2 separate regions of the Homo sapiens genome follow, and region 2 is linked to region 1. Evidence: chromatin loops called from intact Hi-C (ENCODE). Cell type or tissue: CD4-positive, alpha-beta T cell. All regions are shown on one strand. Links, peaks and the distances in the headings refer to the core of each region. The heading gives the core; the rest is flanking DNA.

Region 1 (9,786 bases), core at 1,040-9,039:
ATCACTATTTCCTACTTCCCTTCACGTTGCCCCCAGACACTACAGAGGGCTCACTAAGTTGAGGAATAGAATGTTCTCCCACTTCTCATCCCAGAAGCTGAAATAGGCTCCATGCATGACCCAACATAAACTTGCAAATGAATAGGCAGTCACTTTGAGGAGCACAGGAAAGACACACCGATTTAATTACCTTCTCTGCACCATCACCAGGGTCCTTCAATTTTAGTATCTGAGGAACTTTTCTTTGGATTAAACAGTTTCACAGAACCAAACAAAAGTCTCATTTTGCACCAAAATTTTCACAATTTTTGCTTAGGGCTGGTTCAGGAACTTCTTTCCAAAGTCTATGTCAAATTAAAAATCCAGAAATACCTACCATTATTTAAAAAATAGTAGGGTTTATTTCCCACACTGACCTAAGACTTAAAACAAAACGAAGCCCTCTAAGGGTTGAGTGTGTGGTGTGGCCCCTTCTCCCCACAGACCTTCCCCTTGGGTCAGAGCGTTTAGTCGGCCTCATGCCAATGCCCATGACCGGGGGTGCTGGTTCCCTTCTGCTTCTTGGGGCCTTCCATGGTTCACCCCCATCAGAGTCTGGAAAGGGAGGCCACGGGAAGTAGGGAAGGGAGGAAGAGGAAGGAAAGGGTGGGAGAGCTGAGGGTTGGAGAATATCAAGAAAAACTGAGATTTTACAGGTTGTTACTCTGGGGTTCCAAAAGAGGTCCTCACGGAGGTTCCACATCACCAGACCCTGGGTCCTGTATCAGAACTGTCCTGGGTCTGCACGCTGGAGTTCACTAACTGGACTTCCAGCCACTTTACTTCCCATCCTCAACGTAGACCAGGAAAAGTCATGATGGAAAGACTTCTTTGTTCCTCCTCAGCCCAGCAGGGCTCTGATCATGCCAGCTTGTTGTGTTGCAAGACACGAAAAGAAGCCAGCAACAAAATTGTCTTGCGTCACTTAACTTCCTCTCAGATTTCTAAGCAGGTAATTATTTCCTCTCCTCCAATGGACTGCAAGCATTTTGGAGGGTTTTTATCAGAGACACTCCATAAATAAAAGTGTCAGGTTATTAAGGATAATCTTATCCACTCTCCTGAGCAAGTTATCCAGTGGAATATTGTGCTCTTCCTCTGTGGCACTTTCTTCCTTGACTTTTCCATTTGGCACCTAAGTGAGCCAGGGGAGGATGTGTGAGCAAGGGAGACATTTCTGCTACTGGGGCCTGGGAAACAGGACCAGAGGGGCTTTCACTCCGGTCTGTTCTGTGTGACCTCTGGGAGGCTTGTTTTCTCTAGTTCATTCCATTGCTGAACATGAGTTGAGCATGTACTGTGTAAAATCCCACCCAGAAATGCACACATTTCAAATAAGATTTGGCTGGTTTCTACCCTCAAAGACTTCTTGTCCAAAACAAGATTCACAGCACAATTTAAAAAGCAGTTTCACATTGACTTTCTAAATTTAATTCACACCACACATAGTAAGGACACAATAAACTTTATTGAATTAATAAATGAACCATGATTCCAGTGAGGGAAGGAGGATGATTATTTGTACTCATGTTGTATCTATGAACAAACTAAGACTCAGATGGGCTACATGATGCTCAAAGTTAGATTATAGCTAACAAGTGCTGGATCTCATTTTCGATCAGATATTCTGGTTAAAACCCAATACACCTTGGCCCACATCTCACGCCCCTCCCGAGTGAAGCACATTCAAATGATTGACTTCTGTTCTGGTGGCCATGGAGAGGAAGCAGTGGTCAATTCTGAGGAGTGTGCTTCCCAGAAGAGTGGCAATGTGAGCTGATTGTTAGGAGGAATATGATTCAAATAGCAGGAGCCATGAGGAAGAATATGTCCTAGGCAGGCTGGCATGAGCAAAGGCAGAGATGGAGGAAAGTGCCACGTGTGTGCAGTGTAGGGTAGTCAGCTGTGGTCAGGGCATATGACTTTTGGGGGCATGGTGGGAGGGAAGCCCAGAGTGGTAGGTTGGATGCAGGTGCAAAAGACCCTTGAATGTCTTTCAAAGTGCTGGGCTTTAACCTGTACACAGAGGGGAAGTGTTGTATGTTTCCAGGATGGGGGAACTGATATGATCTGACTTTCATAAACTGGAGATAATAAGCAAAGCATATCCTACTTTTTCAACTTGGAAAAACTGCTATGCCCTTGAAGAGGGGCACTGTCATTCCTTTAACAAAGTGAACGCCCACTTATTGCCTCAAATGACTAAACTAAAAAATGCGACTCTATCACCATAAGCCTCCCTATGTTGTGTTGGGAGGTGGATTTTATTGAATCGTCCACATTCTCCCAGTTCTCTTCTAGTCAACTTTTTGGGTTTAGGTTAAGGGAACAATACATTTCTTTGCAGCAAGCTCTCTAACCAGAGTTTGGGAAAACCTTGATGTTCTTAACATAAACTCAATCAACTGACTTAAACGCATGGAAAATGGTGGACTTAGGAGGAACATTTCATTTTAGCACTTTACGGATCAAGTCACTATGGGATAGAGACCCTAAACTCTCACAAACTTCCAGGCTAAGATTTTAAAACATAGATTTAACCCTAGCCTATAAAGTACTTAATCAATAATAGCTTGGTGCCTCAAATTTTGAAAAGGATTTTTATGTACATCATTTCAGTGTGTCCTCCCAGCAGTATTGTGAGCTGGGTTTGGGAAGTGTCCTTAGGCCATAGCTCCCCAGCAGATGAAGAACTAAAGCCTGGATGGGAAATGACTCTCCAAATTCATGACACCACTGTAGCTTCATTAGGTCTCTTAACTTCTGAACCTGTTGTTCTTACCATGCTATCTTGGCACCCACTTCTTTTTAAATAAGGGACTGGGGTCTCACAAGAAAAGTACACAATTTAGTCCCCCACCCTCCAGTTTCATCAATGCAGAGTGAGATGAGTAAAACAGGGTGCTATAAGACTGCCTGTTGCTTGAGCCTAGCTGTGTTGTGCTGGGGTTGGGTTGGATTGGATTGAGTTGTATTGTGCTGCATTGGGTTAGGTTGGGCTGTGTTGTGTTGTATTGGATTGGATTAGGTTGGGTTTTGTTAAATTGGGTTGTGTGTGTTGTGTTGTGTTAGACTGGATTTATTGGATTAGGTTGGGTTGAATTGGATTGGATTGTGTTGTGTTGAATTAGATTTAGTTGGGTTGTGCTGGATTAGATTGAGTTGTGTTGTGTTGAATTGAATTGGGCTGGGTTCAGTTAAGTTTGTGTTGGATTAAATGTAATTGGATTGGGTTGTGTTGGGTTGTGTGTGCTGTGCTATATCATGTTAGATTGGACTGGGTTGGGTTGGGTTGGGTTGGATTGGATTGGATTGAATTGGGTTGAGTTAGGTTGTGCTGAATTGGATTGAGTTGGGTTGGGTTGGGTTGGACTGGATTGGGTTGGGTTGTGTTGGGTTGTATTGGATTGAGTTGGGTTGGATTGGGTTGGGTTGGGTTGAATTTGATTGGATTGGGTTGTGTTGGATTGTATTGAATTGGATTGAGTTGAGTTGGATTGGGTTGAATTTGATTGGATTGGGTTGTGTTGTGTTCAGTTGGATTGAATTGGATTGGGTTGCATTGGATGGGGTTGGATTGGGTTGTGTTATGTTGAATTGGAATAAATTGGTTGACTTGAGTTGGACTGAACTGGGTTGGATTTACTGGTCTGGGATTCACTAGCATAGGATCCAAAGTCTTCCCTGATTACTTTTATTCTGTGGCATTCAGTGACCATTTGCCTATCCTTGCAAAGCTACCATGAGTTTACCATGACCAGGTTGTGTGCAACAAGAGCAAAATGGAGCAGCACAAGCAAAAGTCAGCACAGCATTGTGGAACACCAGTTGTAGGGAGCCTCTCAGCCTGCTCCCTCCCTCAGCTGGCTCAGGTTACACCTGGCCAGGCAATTTCAGAAATGGGTAGGGAAGAAATCCAAGAGCAGGGAGTGGAGAACAAGAGCCAGGCAGAGCAAGGGTCGGGGCCAGGCAGGCACAGTTTGCAGGCCAGAGAACATTCTCTGAGAGCGCAAGAATCTGTGCCTCCTGGGAAAGGCTGTAATCCATTTTCCCTGAAGACCCGAGTAACCCGGTCAAAGAAACTCAATCCCAAGTGGTTTTGACATAAGGTCATGAACCGAGACAAGGCAATCTCAGCAGTTCATCCCACACAACAAGCAGGCCTGCAGGCAGGGGGACTGGAGCGGAGAGGGCAGGGGTAGCATCTCAGGGCCCTGGTTGCAGGGGGAGGGAGTTGGAGCCCTTCCTAGCCAGACAGGTGATTCATGTGGACACTCTCACCCTTCTGAGCACCAGAGATCACACCAGGGTCTGACCCTCTGGCAGCCCCATCTGCTCACTAAAGGGGAAACTGAGGCAGAAAAGAGCGCAATACTGCCCAGAACCCAGAGTGTCGAGGAAAGGAGGTGATATCAGTATGTGCTCACTTGCTTTGGACACTTGAGAGCGCTAAGCTGGGGGAGGGTCAGCTTCTCCAGCCTCCTGGCTTCCTCCCTCCCTGCTTTCCCTCTCCTTCCCCAGGGCTGGGAGCCAAGGGATGCCTCAGCTGCAGGACTCTCCCTCCCCACCCCCTGCAGAATGAGCGTTTCCACAACTTGCACATCTTTACCTCCTGTGTTTACCGGAAAACAGGAAGGAAGGAGGGAAGAGGAAGTCTTTTCAGAGCCTCTGGTGATCATCACGCACTTTGCTTTTTTTTTTTTTTTTTTTTTTTAATTCTTCTCCCCCACTCCAATCTCATCTGTCCCCTGAAGGGAGAAATCGAACCCATCTGTAGTTGTTACACAGGCAAAATCACAGATGCTGCTGTGGTCTAGCCAGGGTCGGAGGGGCTCTGTTCTGTGGTGTATATGTAGGTATGTGTGTGCGCGGGTCTCTGCCTGTGTGTTTCTGAAGCTGGTCTTTAACAAGTGTGGACTCTCTGTTGAATTCTGCATTTTCTCCTGCAGCCAGCAGGTGGCAGTGCTGCGACAGTCGGGTGACTCCAGTCCTGTGACGCCTGGCCCCGCAGCGCTTGTCAGGACTGGTCCAACCGTGGAAGGGAAGGCATGTCCACACGCACCCCAAGGTGGCCCACATAGAGGTCCTGGGCAAGGCGATATGGAGGAGAGCCATCCAAAGGCCCTTCTGAAACCTCCTCTCCTCTCTTCCATTCTTCTCTATTTCCCCTAATCTAATCTAGAAAGGGGGAAACCTACTAACGTTTCCTAAGCACATGCAGCATGGTTTTCAGACTTAGCATAAAACCCCTGCAGAGCTTGTGAAAATGCAGCTTCCCAGGCCCTGTCCACTGAGACTCTCACGCAGCATGGCTGAGGTGGAGCCCAGGAACGTGCATTTTGAGTAAGTGCTACTGGTGATTCCCATGCAGTCCCCAGGGAACTCCAAATTGAGAAATAGAAAACTAGCATATTCCAGGTGCTGTGATGAGGGCTTCATCCTAGATCTGTTCTCAGGGTTCCTTGTAAATTATAATTCTCTCCACCTGTTTCCTACTCTAGGTCTGTTCTCAGGGTTCCTTGTAAATTATAATTCTCTCCACCTGTTTCCTACTCTAGATCTGTTCTCAGGGTTCCTTGTAATTTATAATTCTCTCCACCTGTTTCCTACTCTCCAAACACATTGCCGCTGCACTCCTCTACCATGAAGTTTTGGCTCTGCATTCTTAACGGACAATTTTGCTGTTTCCTTATGCTAATTTCCTGGTGCTCTGAGATCACCGGACTTCCTGCTCCAGAAGCAGGTTTTCTCACACTGCCTCCCTGTCATCCTAACCTTTCTTTTATTCCGTGTAAGTTCCTGAAATGCACAGTGCCTTACCCTGCCTTCCCAGCCATGGGGCTTTGCTGGAGCCGTGCACGGCAGTACCATGCTTCCCCACCTCTCCTATGCTCTCCACTTGCTTCCTTCCCAGTCAAAGGGCTCTGCTGGAGTTCTGCAGGGCAGTGCCATGCTTCCCCACCTCTCCCATGTTCTCCACCCCTGCCTTCTCAGACACCTGAGTTGGACTGCCCTGGTGAACATCTCCACAGTCAAGCAACCTGGAGCTGCACCTACAGACATGTGCAGAGGACAGGCATCTCCCTTGAAAGTCAGCATGACACAAGACCTACCCACAGTGGTCATACTGGGCGCTTTTAAGATGGCAACACAAACAAACTCTGAAAACCCAGTGTATTCATTTGCCGGGGGTGCCATAACAGGTGACCACAAACTGGGTGTCATAAAACAACAGAAATGTATTCTGTCACAGCTCTGGAGATTAGAAGTCTGGAATCAAGGGGCCGGTAGGGCTGAATCCTTCATTGCCTCTTCCCACCTCCAGTGACTGCTGGCAGTGCTTGCTGTTCCTTGGCTTGTGGCAGCATCACTCCAATCTCTGCCTTTGTCTTCACATGGCCCGGGTCTCTCTGTCTAAATTTCCCATTCTTTTCTCTCATGAAGTCACCAGTCACTGGATTAAAGCCCATCCTTCATCCTAACTTGATTAGATCTCCAAAGACCCTATTTACAAAAAGGTCACATGCACAAGTATCAGAAGTTGGGACTTCAGCTTTCCCTTTGGGGAGATACAGTTCAACCTGCAACACCCCACGAACCAAAGATTCTGCTTTCACTTCTTACCTCCTGCCTGGAGAGAGGAGAGCAGAGTCTCCGTGCTTCTCCAAGCACTGAATGACCTTTCCCATGAATAAAGCTTTTGCTCTTGGTGGATGCCATATTGGAAGAGGTTAAAGCAAGTCAGCTTTGGGCTTCCCTGAGTGCAGTGGTTCTCAGAGTTTGGGCTCCTGACCAGCAGCATCCGGGAACTTGTTAGAAATGCCAAATCTCTAGCCTTGCGCAGACCTACAGAATCAGAAACTCCAGGGCTGAAGCCAGCAATCTGTATTTAATAAGTTCTACAGGTGGTCTGGATGCATCCTAAATTTTGAGAATGACTGCTCCCGCGGCAGGGCTCACAAGGGCATCCCCAGCAAGTTCCAGCCACTGACTATGTCGTTTGTTGCCCCAAATCTCCCTGTTTTTCTGCCCTCCGGTTCCTGGCAATCCCTTGCCAGCTGCCCTTCCTTGACGGCTGTCAGATGCCTGGCACATCACCTGGCTCCACACTCACCGGCCAGCTTCCCAGCACTGTTTTTCTCCGGCTGCCTCTCCTCACCTGGCTCTCCGTCCGCCACCCCCTCGCGCTTACTTGCATGCCCTCACTTCCCTCTGACTCTTTCTCCTGACAAAGAGAAGAGCTTGGCAGGGGTTGGTTAAGTTAACTCTGATCACACAGAAAACAAACTGTTATTTTTCTGTCTGCCAAGCTGCTGAAGGCAAGGATGTCAAGCCCAGGATGTGTGTGAATGTAAGATCTACAGTTACCCTAGCGTGTCTGTGTTCTAGGCAAGCTTTTTTTTTTTTTTTAAATCGTGGTCCAGTTCCCAGGGAGATACCAGTGACAACCTCTTGGATGCTCATTGCGCTGGCTGTGACAGTCTCTGTACACATTCCCTGACCCAGGGAATGAGCAACTCCCATAAACAGCAGACGGTGGGTCACCTCTGACATCTGCTGTCCACATTTCTGATCCCCTGGAAGGCCTTGTTCAAAGCAACACTGGGCTGAAATGTTGGTGCACCATGTGTGTTTGCCGTGTCGGTGCACATAAGCAGACAGACCTGCAGGAGGCAGACAGCCAGGCAGGAGGGAGCCCCGGGGGACACGTGGACACATGTTAGAGTCTGGTGAACATTCAAGACAAGGTTTTAAAGATGTGTCTGTGGTTGAGGGTGGGGAGGGGCAAAAAGGAGGCCCTTTGGAGAGGGCCAAGGTGCATATATTGGGGAGCCTGTATGCGGGTGGCCACCCTCCCAGGAGAGTTTCAAGTTTCTGGGGAGGAGGGAAGCCTGGGTGGGGCGGAGGGGGCATAGGAAGTCCTAAACTCCACCCCCAGAAGAAGGTAGAAATTAGCAGAGTATCTGGGCAAGCTACAACCCAGTTTCCGTGCCTTTTTTGTCCCAATCACCAAATTGGGCACAATTATAGTAGAATAGCAGTGAGAAAAAAACAAACAGTAAAAATAAACATGGTAAGTGAAAAGGTTGGAAAAGGAATGTGCCAGAGAAATCTGGAAATCTTTGCATGCAGGCACTCGGGTCTGAGACACACTTTCCATTGGGTCTGGAAACCAGGTAGACCAAGGCTAGAGTTCAATTTCCCTAAAAGGGCTTTTTTTTTTTTTTTTTTAACAGAGTCTCACTCTGTCACTCAGGCTGGAGTGCAATGGTGCAAACTCGGCTCACTGCAGTCTCTGCTCTTGGGTTCAAGCGATTCTTGTGCCTCTGCCTCCCAAGTAGCTGAGATTACAGGCATGTGCCACCATGTCTGGCTAATTTTTTGTATTTTTGGTAGAGACAGGGTTTCACCATGCTAGCCAGGCTGGTCTTGAACTCCTGGCCTCAAGTGATCCACCCGCCTCGGCCTCCCAAAGTGCTGGGATTACAGGCGTGAGCCACCGTGCCTGGCCAGAAGGGTTGCCTTTTTCATTTCTGTCTCCTAGATGTCACATCAGGTTTTAAGAGGCTGTGGCTCCATTCTTTATCCCACACAGCAAGAAGGTAGCATGGCTAAACATCCTGGTGCAATTTCAACCTCTCAGGACCATTCTCTAGTTTCAAACCCCAAAAAGCACCTGGCCACATAGGTGAGTTGCTCCGTCACTATCACTCATTTAGTTGGAGACACTCATCTCCTCTTAAGCACCTCCCGTGCTGTATGTATTTTTAAACTATTGTGACTTATTTTGCTTTGGAAATTTAGGAGATCATTGGGTCACTCTTTGAAACAACCAGAGATGCTCAGGAAGAAAGGGATGTCACAAAACCAGGTTTGGATACCACTGTTCTGGGGTTCGGCTTCCTGTGACTTAAGAGATCTGTTCAGATTTTAAACAGGACAGCTGATCCACTATCTCACTGGGTCCCCTCTAGGCAATATAAGCCAGAGAGGCCTTAACATCAGAAATACAAGGGTTGGGGAGGGGTGGTGCACATTTGTATCAGTGTATTCTCCTTTAGCACAGATGAAATACACTGGGTGACATAATGGAAATTCACAGAGGGAAAAGATCCGTTGGGGGAGAGACTCATAACTCAGGTGACCACTGAACTGTGATCCCCACGAGTTCACCTTGTCCAGCCTGTCTTCCCTTTTGCCCTCTCCCCACCACCAGGCCTTAAATCACCTGTACATGTGCATTGCTGGGTGCCAGCAGATGATTCATGAAACTCAACAGACAGATGCCCTGGTGGGCACAGGAAACCGAAGGATTGAGAGACATGGGTGTGTTGAAGTGCTAGCAGTAACAGCCATGAGGCTACACAGTCCATTAGGTTTTCATTTTACAAAGTAGAGTGTACTTGCATCATCTCATCTAATCCTTCGAGTGATCTGAGGAGTTAGGCATTATTACCTCCAAAGCCTAAGAGAAAGTGGTAAAAGCAAAGCCTTCAACAACAAAACCCCAACCCAGGAGGCCTGACCTGGGTCCACCTAAAATCTCTCAGGACAATTCTAGGCACTCTCCCTCCAAAATAGGTCTGCTAGATCTTCCTCCTGCTCCACGGCTCTGCTGTGCAAGGTGTCACCATGCCAGGGAGTCTTCTGACACGACTCTCCCAGGCCATGGGTGAATGTTCCACTTCCAGGCCACTATAATGTCGACTGTCCTTAGACTATAGCCATGCTTCTGGGTTCTGCAAA
Region 2 (9,786 bases), core at 1,068-9,067, 1.8 Mb after region 1:
TATATGTAATATGTATATGTTATCAACACAGAATTTTTTTGGGGGTTGGTAAATTTTGGAGAGCTCAGCTCCTGGGTATAAAATATACTAAATAAGTGCTGGATATGACAAGATAGATTGTTTCTTTTCTAATGAGAATCTTTTCTTTGTCTACCTTTCTGGGTTTTTTACAGGAGGAATTTGATGGGGTCCTGAGAGAGGAGGCTGTGGCCAAAGCACTCCATCACTTGGGGCGCTCAGGCTCTGGGACTGAGCAAGTCTACCTCAATCTAACTTTATCAGTGAGTATGACAAAATCTCCATTGGCTGGCTACAGCTTGACACTGGCTAGACCATATTCATTTTCTTCAGTACTCTTAGCTTTTGTGGTGACAGCAAATCTTGGAGCCTCGCATTTGATGGAGACTGGTGACAAGAGATATTTCTGTAAATATTAGACTTCAAAGAGCCCTGACCAATTCAGTAATCAGCCCCCCAAATTTCTTAGTTTTCATTCTCTTCACACTCTATTTCTTTCATCTTAAGTAGTCTATATTATAGTAATCAATGCTTTCTTTCCAGGAGGTTGAATTTGATTCTGTAAAACCAATCAAAGACTCTTTAAGAATTTTCTCTCTGATCAGTGGAAGAAACACTAAACTTTATATCTGAATCCAAGGGAACAAAGTATTTTGATATTGACTTTCCCCACTAAGTATGTCAAGAAATAAGAGGCTTTGAGCTATACCTTACTTTCCAAAAGATACCTATCATTAAAGAAAAAAAAAATCTATTATTATTCATCAGTTTTTAAGATTTCAGTACTCATCATAGAGTAGCACAAAACCTTGGCTTCAATTTTATCAAAAGAGAGGCTGTAAGAGCAAACTACTGGGAATACTTGCTTCTTTCCTCATTTTGTCTCTCTGTAGTCCTAGAAAAACAATTTAAGTCGTTGTGCCTCCTTATATTGTAAAGCATTAAATATTCATTGGAGATCCACAGAGTAAATTTAGGTACATATGAGAAAAAAAAAACGCACATTGAAATTTTACCATGGCACCATGATTTGGCGAAAGGGTATGTAATTCACTATAAGCCTGTTCTATCTTGGATTTGAATGAGTAAGCTAAGCAAGAAATGTTAAACTTTTTTCACCTTTGCTAGTTCCATGGGCATGTCCTTCAAGGTCAGCATATTAAAACAGTAATCTTTTTCTATTTTCACTTTGTAACATTTTATGGATGACTCAGCCAGTCAGGCAATAACATACAGGGAGCACCCTGTATGCATTGCACTGTGTTTGACGCTGGAATATGGTATATAATTCCAGCAGCCAGTGCATCCCCACACAAGCCCCTTTCAATCAATATTCTACTTCTGTAGGTAGTGCTATGCCTTAAATTGATCTACCCCAAAAAGCAATCCTTTAAATCTTATTTCAGCTGGATGGACTGAAGCTTAATTTATTTTGCCACTGACCTCCTTACATTTGAGATATTACACGTTGAATTACTTTGACTTAATAACCTGTCTTACTGAATACACTTTCTTAGAGTTGCCTAGTTTGGTGATTTTTTTTTCCTTTATGTCTTACTTATGTTACATGTTATTTTTTTTACTTTCTCTTATTATTTGTGTACATATCTTCTCTCCTACCAAAGTCATAAGTTTCTTAAGGGCACAATATAGCTCTCTTCCATCATTGCATTTCTCATCATGCCAAGCACAATGCCTTGTAAATAGTAAATATTCAGTAAGTGTTTATTTATTATTACTGTTCTAGCGGCCTTCATTAAACAATCACCATTATTCTATATGAGAACGTGCTTATAATGACTCTTCATTGGTTTGCTTGTTTTCTGACTCCGCCATCACGACATAAAACAATCATAGAAGTCTTTGTTCCACTCAACCAAATTCCCCTCAACCTCATCTGAAGTTGACTAGAATCAAGATATCCTGGAAAGAATTTTGGACAAGGATTCAAGAGACTTAGATACTGCTTCTCTATAACTAACTTGCTGTGTGATTTCAGGCTGTTAACCTACCTCTCTGTACCTCACATCCCTCATCTCTAAATTGGGAATAAGCTGCCCTACAGATTTCACAGGTGTGTTTGATCAGATGAGATTATTGTGAAAGAGCTTTGAAAATGAAAAGGTGAAAGTGTAGGTAGTATTGTTATTAATGATTTCCTGATGAGGTGTGAATTCTCTTTAAAACTTCATTTAAATTCTAGACATTTTTTTCTTCTACTAGGTAAAGGCCTTGTCTTTATTGCTATTGTGTGATTTATTAAAAGAAAAAAAAGACTCTGTTCTAACGGTCTCCATGAACACTGCTTTAAATTGGCCTTTCATGTTGTATTTGTTTTTGCTAACAACACTAACGTTATTAAGCTATTATTTTCTTCAAAGGAAGGGCTTTTTTTTTATGGCATCTGTTTTGAGATCCTATTAGTAGCAGGCTTCAGATTTTGTTCTCTCTCTTCTTCTATACTTGTGAAAGAAATTCTGGATTTCTTTCCATCAAGAGTTATTGCAAGAAGGCTGAGTAGTAACCTGATAAAGCAACATTAAAGTCTTTTACCTTTTGTTTTCTCAGGGTTGTAATTTAATTGATGTTAGCATTCTCTGTGGATATGTTCATCTACAGAAGTTGGATCTTTCAGCGAATAAAATTGAAGGTATGTAATTGTCATTCTAGATTGATCACTGAATTATCTGAAAACTTAAACGTTGCAGTATGTAATATGGTTTAATAATGCCAGACTTGATATCACTAATTTGTGTATCAATTTACATATTGATCCTTTGCTTTCCATGTAAAAAAGGCACCGATAACTGCTGAGAGAGAAAAAGGCACAGATCTGCAATATGATGATGTGGCTGAGATGCAGTCAATGATATTTAAGACTAGGAGATGGAATGTTGGCTTTATTTTTTCCTTTTAAGAGATCGATCATTACTTCTTCAATACTCCCTGAATATTTAATGATTTCTTTTCTTTTCCTCTGTTACTCAGTGCAGATGAATTAGTCTTTTTTTTCTTTAACAGATTCTTTTCTTTATTTTGCTTTTGCATTTATATTTTATTACACTCTTTATTCTGCATTTTGAAAATCTTATTTTTAAAATTAAAAAAACATTTTTTTTGAGATGGAGTCTCACTCTGTTGCCCAGGCTGGAGTGCAGTGGCATGATCACAACTCACTGCAACCTCCGCCTCCTGGGTTCAAGTGATTATCCTGCCTCAGCCTCTGGAGTAGCTGGGACTACAGGCACGCACCACCACGACTGGCTAATTTTTTGTATTTCTAGTAGAGATAGGGTTTCGTCATGTTGGCCAGGATGGTCTGGAACTCCTGACTTCAAGTGATCTGCCCGCATCAGCCTCCCAAAGTGCTGGGATTACAGGTGTGAGCCACTGTGCCCGGGCCTACATTTTGCATTTTAAATCTGTTAGCTCTTTTACCCTTATTATTGAGCACCAGGGATTCACAAATACATATTTTTCATTCTTTTTTGCTGTCTTTATTTAGTTGATTCTTTCAACTCTAACTCCACAATTTGTAGTTTTATATAAGGTATTTGTTATGACACCTTGTTCACATTTAATGAAATTAGTCCTACCATTGTCAAATTTTCTTCAAAGCTTGATCCTTGTTTATAATTTTCTGATCTTATTTGAAGTTGACAGTGTATAATGTTTTTCTTTAGATTTCTAGGGAAGTGAGCAAATCATTACTTCTGACCTGCTTTCTTCACTGATAATCTTTCTGCTTGCTTCTTTTGCCTGCCTTTTTTATGACAAATAAATGTTGCTGATATGTCTTCTCTGTTTGATTCTGGGGTTTTTTTCCCCTTCTAGGACCCTAATAAAGTCCACTTTTTAACGATTAAGAAATATTCTAGCCCATTTTCATTCTTAAAATACTACTGTTTTTGAAAGACTTTCAATTAACTTTTTTCTAGTTTTCTAAAGCTTTATTATGGAAAATTACAAAGCACAAATAGAATATTGGAATGAATATTTGGGTTCAACAGTGATCAGCCCATCTATATACCTCCCTGCCCAGCTTCCCCAGGGTTATTTTAAAGCAAATCTTAGATGGTCATCTCATCAGAAGGCCTTTTCTAGTGTCTCTGGCAGGAGCACTTGGCCTACTCCATACCTCCGCGGTTGTTTCCATTTGCTGGGTAGGAAATCGCGGAGTGGTGGGGGCCTTGCCAATGCTCACTGCTGACAACAGGAGCAGGGAGCCCACAGTTACGCTCCAAGCCTTTCTCTTCAGCCCGATCAGTCCTCACTAACCTTGGATGGCACATTTCATTAGTTCGTCAACTGTTTGAAAGCCTCCTGTGTGTAAAGTACCGCATATGTTTCTTTTTGTGATGACAGTCTCACTGGTCTCCTGGTGCAGGCCAAACTTCAGACTGCATCCGAATCACCTGGAAGCCCTGATAACACAGATTTCTGGGCCCCACTCTCAGGGTTTCTGATTCGGTAGGTTTGGGGCGGGGCCTGGAAATTTGCATTTCGAATAAGCTCCTGGATGAGGCTGATGCTGCTGGTCCGGGACCACATGCCGAAAACCAGTGATGGAGACACGAGGAGCTCCTGCCCTCTGGTGGGCAAGGAGGTCACTGCACTGATAGGGACCACAGGCCAGCTCAAGTTCAATGTCCAGCAACCCAGACCAAGGACTTTTTTCTGTCTTGATATGAAAACACTGGCTATCTACAGTGTGTGAAATGCACTCACCATCTCTTTGTCTCTAGCTAAGTACTAGCTGCTGCTTCTGCTTCAAGAAGGATCTCCATTTACCTGCCCACAGAAAGATCATCTTTCAGGAGAGTCTGGTGGTCCCGTGAAGTTAGTAGAGTTGAGACCACTGCTGACAGACATGTAGCTGAGCTCAGCATGGACAAATCGATACCACTTGGAAAGCAATTACAGTTTCTCCTTAGGTTTCCTCGAAGAGTTCTTCCTTGATTTGCTGATTCATTTCCAACAAAGTGTTAATGTCTCAAAGTACTGTCTCTCCTGGAACTATTTACATTTAGTAAGGAAGGGCATGGTTTCGTCCAGAAAAATAACATAGAAATTGGGGGGAATTTTCTGGCTTCAGTGACTATTGAGAAGGGAAGATACCAGGAGGCCCCTTACATAGCATGTCCTACCCACCTCAGGGCAGGGCCCCAACTACTCCAGGCTGGCTTCCTTCCCCAGGTCTGCATGTGTCTGTGCCACTTGGAGAAAGGTAGAAGCACTTCGCTTGGCTTCGGGTGAGGAGGCTCCATTCTCCCACTAGAGGCCATCCCCAGGAGGTTGTAATAGCGCATACTATGATCTAGAATCTAGAACGAGGAGAGAGAGGGAAATGCTAGCATTGTTGCCATTTTTAGGCAGAGAAAGGACTTACTAGTAGAGACAGGGCCATAACCCTTACTGTGTGACCCTTCCTGATTCCTTCCCTAATTCATTCCCCTACCTCTGTGTCTGCTGTAAAGTCATAGAGAAAGGTAAAACAATAGTTCATATCTTTTATCTTTTATATGTAATTTCATTAGCACTATCCTTTATTAGCACAGTAGTTCTTTACTTAGTGTTCAAGATTCAAAGTGTGTGCTTGGGATAAAATGCAAAACTCGGATGTACGTTTGATCCAATCTGGAGTCAAAAATCAAATAACAGCAATGAGTTAAATCACTTCAAATAGTTAATGCGATCTAGTGGTAAGTCCAACTGAAACAAAATTTAATTTACAACAAAGAGAGTTTCCTAATTGTGGCATTTCCACTCTTTATGAAAAGATCTAATTTAGTTATTTAGGGGCTAATTATCAAGAGGATTATCTAAGGCTTTTGCTTTTCATCCTTTTCTCAAATGCTGGCAAGTTTTGTAGCATTTCATTGTTAGTGGCAGAGTGAGCGGGCATGCGGAAGAGGCCGCAGGGATTGGTTACTTGGCTGCCCCCAAAATAGGGCATACAAGGATTGGCCACCCCTGGGGAAGAGGATTAAATTATTGACTCCGAGAGTTTTCTACCTTTTTTTTGTATATTTCACATACTCCTGATTTTATTCCTTTCACTCATATGGAATAATTAAGATGTCTTTGCAACTGTTATAATTTTAAAATATTCTGATGTCATGTACACTGTTTTTAATGCCTTTGTCTTGTTATTTTATTGGCTTACCTTATTCTGTATCTGTTTCCCTCCGTAGATTTATCTTGTGTGAGTTGTATGCCTTATCTCCTAGAACTTAATGCTTCTCAAAATAATTTGACTACGTTCTTCAATTTCAAGCCACCCAAAAACCTCAAGGTAGACTTTATGAATACCTTAATTACACATTAAGGGGTTTGCAAAAGTGCATTAAATAAGCAAAATAGCACTCAAATAGAGAATTCAGAGAGAATAAGATACAGAGGTAAGCAATGTAAGTGTCTGAAATGAAATAAAAAAGAAGGCTTTGTGTATACTTTATTTTGGAAAAGGGAGCTGGTCTGTCAGTGGATAGGCTTTCTGGAAGCTTTGTTCAAACCTAGTGTTCAAACCAACGAACTTTCCTCTGGTCTCCTCTTTCCCTCATTTGAATAGTAGTTATTATTGCCCTTTTTTTGTTGTTATAGTGGAACAATTTTTTAAAAATATTACTTGGTACATTTTATTTATTTAAAGAAATGCATTTTATTGTGTATATTTCAGATGTACAGCATGATGTTATGGGACATATAGCGGAATAACTTATCTGAAAAATTTTATATCTGAATAATCTGTAAAAATGTCCTAGGCTCAAACTTTGCCCTTTTATTTATCTAACTTTACTTTTTAAGAAAATAATGCTTTCAGATCTCCATTCTTGCTTCTCCGCACTTGCTTTTGCATTTCTGAAGCAGAAATAAACTACCTGTGGACAGTGGTGGATGGAATAGTTTGCTATGCCCTAGAGCAGTGAGTCTGTTGCTTAAATGCATGCCCAAATCACCTGTGGTTCTTGTGAAAAGGGAATTCTGACCCATTAGGTCTGGGGTGGGGCCTGAGCCTGTGATTGCTAAAAACCTTCCTGATGATGTCATGCCACTGGTCCATCGGTCATACTTAAGTAGCAAGGTCAGAGAGAAGTGGTTCCCACACTCTTCTGCACATTGGAATCACCTGAGGGAGTTTTCAGACCTACTGATACCCAAATCCCACTGCAAGAGATTCTGATTTAAGTGGTCCAAGGTAAGGTGTGGGCTTTGGGCTTCTTATTTTCAGAGACAAGTTGGAGTGCAGTTGCGCATTCTTGTCTCACCACAACTTCAGCCTCCTGGGCTCAAGTGATCCTGTCGCCCAGGCTGGAGTGCAGTGGCGCAATCTTGTCTCACTCTCACCGCAACCTCCGACTCCTGGGCTCAAGTGGTCCTCTCACCTCAGCCTGAGTAGCTGGGACTACAGGCACGTGCCAAAACACCTGGCTAACTTTTTTGGTATTTTTTGTAGAGGCGGGGTTTCACCATGTAGCCCAGGCTGGTCTTGAACTCCTGGACTCAAATGATCCACCTGCCTCAGCCTCCCAAAGTGCTAGGATTACAGGTGTAAGCCACCACGCCTGGCCTGGACTTTTAAAGAGACCATCAGGTGGCTCTAATGTGCTGACAAATCTGGAAACGATCACCCTGGGTTTTGTGATTAGTGTTGTTGTATTGGACTCAAATATTTAATTAAAAAGTCATTTTAAGGAATGGACATCAACTATTGCCTTTTATTATCTATTAGTTTTATTTTATTTACAAACCAAATTAACTTAAATCCAAAATATTCTATGGAGAGTTGCACAAATATGAAAATCTGTTTGAAATCAAGAAACAGACATTCCCTTATACTGATGAGAGACCTTAATTTTCAATTTTTCTTCAGTTTTATATCATTCCCTTATCAATAGTGCATTTTTTCCCTTTGAAATTATAGTTTTTGCCAGGATGACATTCCTTTGTGCAAATAAGCCGCACTAGGTGCCTATCTGTACTCAGTGTGGGGCCGCATCGTCTTGAGGTTATCAGGAATTGAATTTGCAAAGCTGTTTTGATTCACCTTTTGCTGTTCCATTCGCCTTGTCTGAAGCCACAGGGCAGTCATTCATGGTAACAGCATGACCCCTACCCCAGGAAAAACTTTGGAGTTTCTCCCTTTCACACCCCTTCCTTGCACTCTCCCAGAAAGACCCTACAAATGAACAAAAACAGATCATGGACCCCATCTTTAAGGTTCTGAGCTCCTGGAGAATTACAAGCAAATATATTGGTCATTTTAGAGAAGTGTGTACCAAGTGCCAAGCTGTACCCTGAGGTGCTGCAAGCCACTGTGAGCTCTGTGTAGACCTGGGAAGGAATGATGGTGGCCTCCTGGTGTATGTTTTCTTTTCTTTTCTTTTCTTTTTTTTTAAGATGGAGTCTCATGCTTGTTGCCCAGGCTGGAGTGCAATAGCAAGATCTCGGCTCACCGCAACCTCTGCCTCCCAGGTTCAAGCAATTCTCCTGCCTCAGCCTCCCGAGTAGCTGGGATTATAGGCATAAGCCACTACACCTGGCTAATTTTGTACTTTTAGTAGAGACGGGGTTTCACCATGTTGACCAGGCTGGTCTGAAACTCCTGATCTCAGCTGATCTGCCCGCCTTGGCCTCCCAAAGTGCTGGGATTACAGGTGTGAGCTGCTGCGCCTGGCCTCAGGTGTTTTCAATGTATTATTTAATCCTCCCAGTAAAGCTGTGGGGCTGTCCTGATATTGTCCTGATACTGAAGCATGAAAGGTTAGGTAACTAACTTCACCTTTGCTGGGAGGCAGCGGAACTGGGATTGAACCCACTGTCTGAGACCCCATGGCCCACATCTTTCCAGTAAGTCAGGCTCATGTACTATGCTCCGCCATCTTGAGAAGCTCCACTTCCTTTTCATTTAATATCTATGAGCCTTGTACCACCAACCAGAGAGAACATGCATTTCCTAGAGCGGGGACTTGTATGTGCACTCTTTTTGTATTTATTAGAATGCTTTTGCTCTTACTAGGTGAAAAATGTTAATTTGACTTGATGGCTACTTTTTCCAAGCTCTAGGTTCCAATGGGAGTCCAAACAGTGGCACAAACCCCTTTAAGGTCTTTCAAGAAACCTGGCTGGGCACAGTGGCTGAGGCCTGTAATCCCAGCACTTTGGGAGGCTGACACGGGTGGATCACTTGAGGTCAGGGGTTCAAGACCAGCCATGGTCAACATGGTGAAACCCTGCCTCAACTAGAAATACAAAATTTAGCCTGGCATGATGGTGGGAGCCTATAGTCCCAGCTACTTGGGAGGCTGAGGCAGGAGAATCGCTTGAACTGGGAGGCAGAGGTTGCAGTGGGCCAAGACTGAGCCACTGCACTCCAGCCTGGGCGACAGAGTGAGACTCCATCTAAAAAAAAAAAAGAAACCTAATACCATAGCTACATAGAGAGCATAGTATTAGCGTTTGCCCTGACTGAGGTGTAGTTATACAGATGTCATACTATGGCACCAGAATGAAAGATGTTGATGAAAAAGTGTCAATAATAAGTAAGCCCTATCATGATAAGCTTATTCCTAGTTTATTATTATTCTATAGAAGAAAAAAGTGAATGTTAAACTCCATTTACATCATGCCAAACTGACTTATTTCATAGTATGCATTTTCCATAGCTCCCATTTGTATATGCATACATTTGGTGTTCTGATTTTTTTAATAACACTTTTATTTGTACATTTCTATTTCTTCATATAGTTTGCTAACTTGTATTTTACT

What was found. Hi-C counts contacts between places; a loop is a spot of excess contacts. Peaks named below come from ENCODE experiments on the same cell type or tissue, not always from the same donor. Only the 100,000 strongest peaks of a DNase experiment are listed, where the experiment ranks them.
Region 2: it touches region 1 in a loop (8-fold over the local background); 6 of 110 quality-filtered maps call a loop at or near these places.

Annotation. Positions count from the first base shown.
Region 1 is chr7:132,313,932-132,323,717 of GRCh38, forward strand. The region is part of intron 3 of PLXNA4 (plexin A4); the gene reads right to left. Among named protein-coding and RNA genes, the nearest start is that of PLXNA4-AS1, 34 kb to the right of the region's middle. In CD4-positive, alpha-beta T cell, for the core only: a CTCF peak has its summit at 4,980 (motif pointing right); a DNase peak (open chromatin) is centred at 5,010; H3K27me3 peaks cover 1,769 bases.
Region 2 is chr7:134,136,850-134,146,635 of GRCh38, forward strand. It overlaps LRGUK (leucine rich repeats and guanylate kinase domain containing), which reads left to right. Exons shown (of 20, transcript NM_144648.3): 2 at 174-281; 3 at 2,587-2,668; 4 at 6,213-6,313. Among named protein-coding and RNA genes, the nearest start is that of LRGUK, 14 kb to the left of the region's middle. RefSeq lists a silencer at 4,495-4,564. In CD4-positive, alpha-beta T cell, for the core only: CTCF peaks have their summits at 4,609 (motif pointing left) and 4,812; a DNase peak (open chromatin) is centred at 4,592.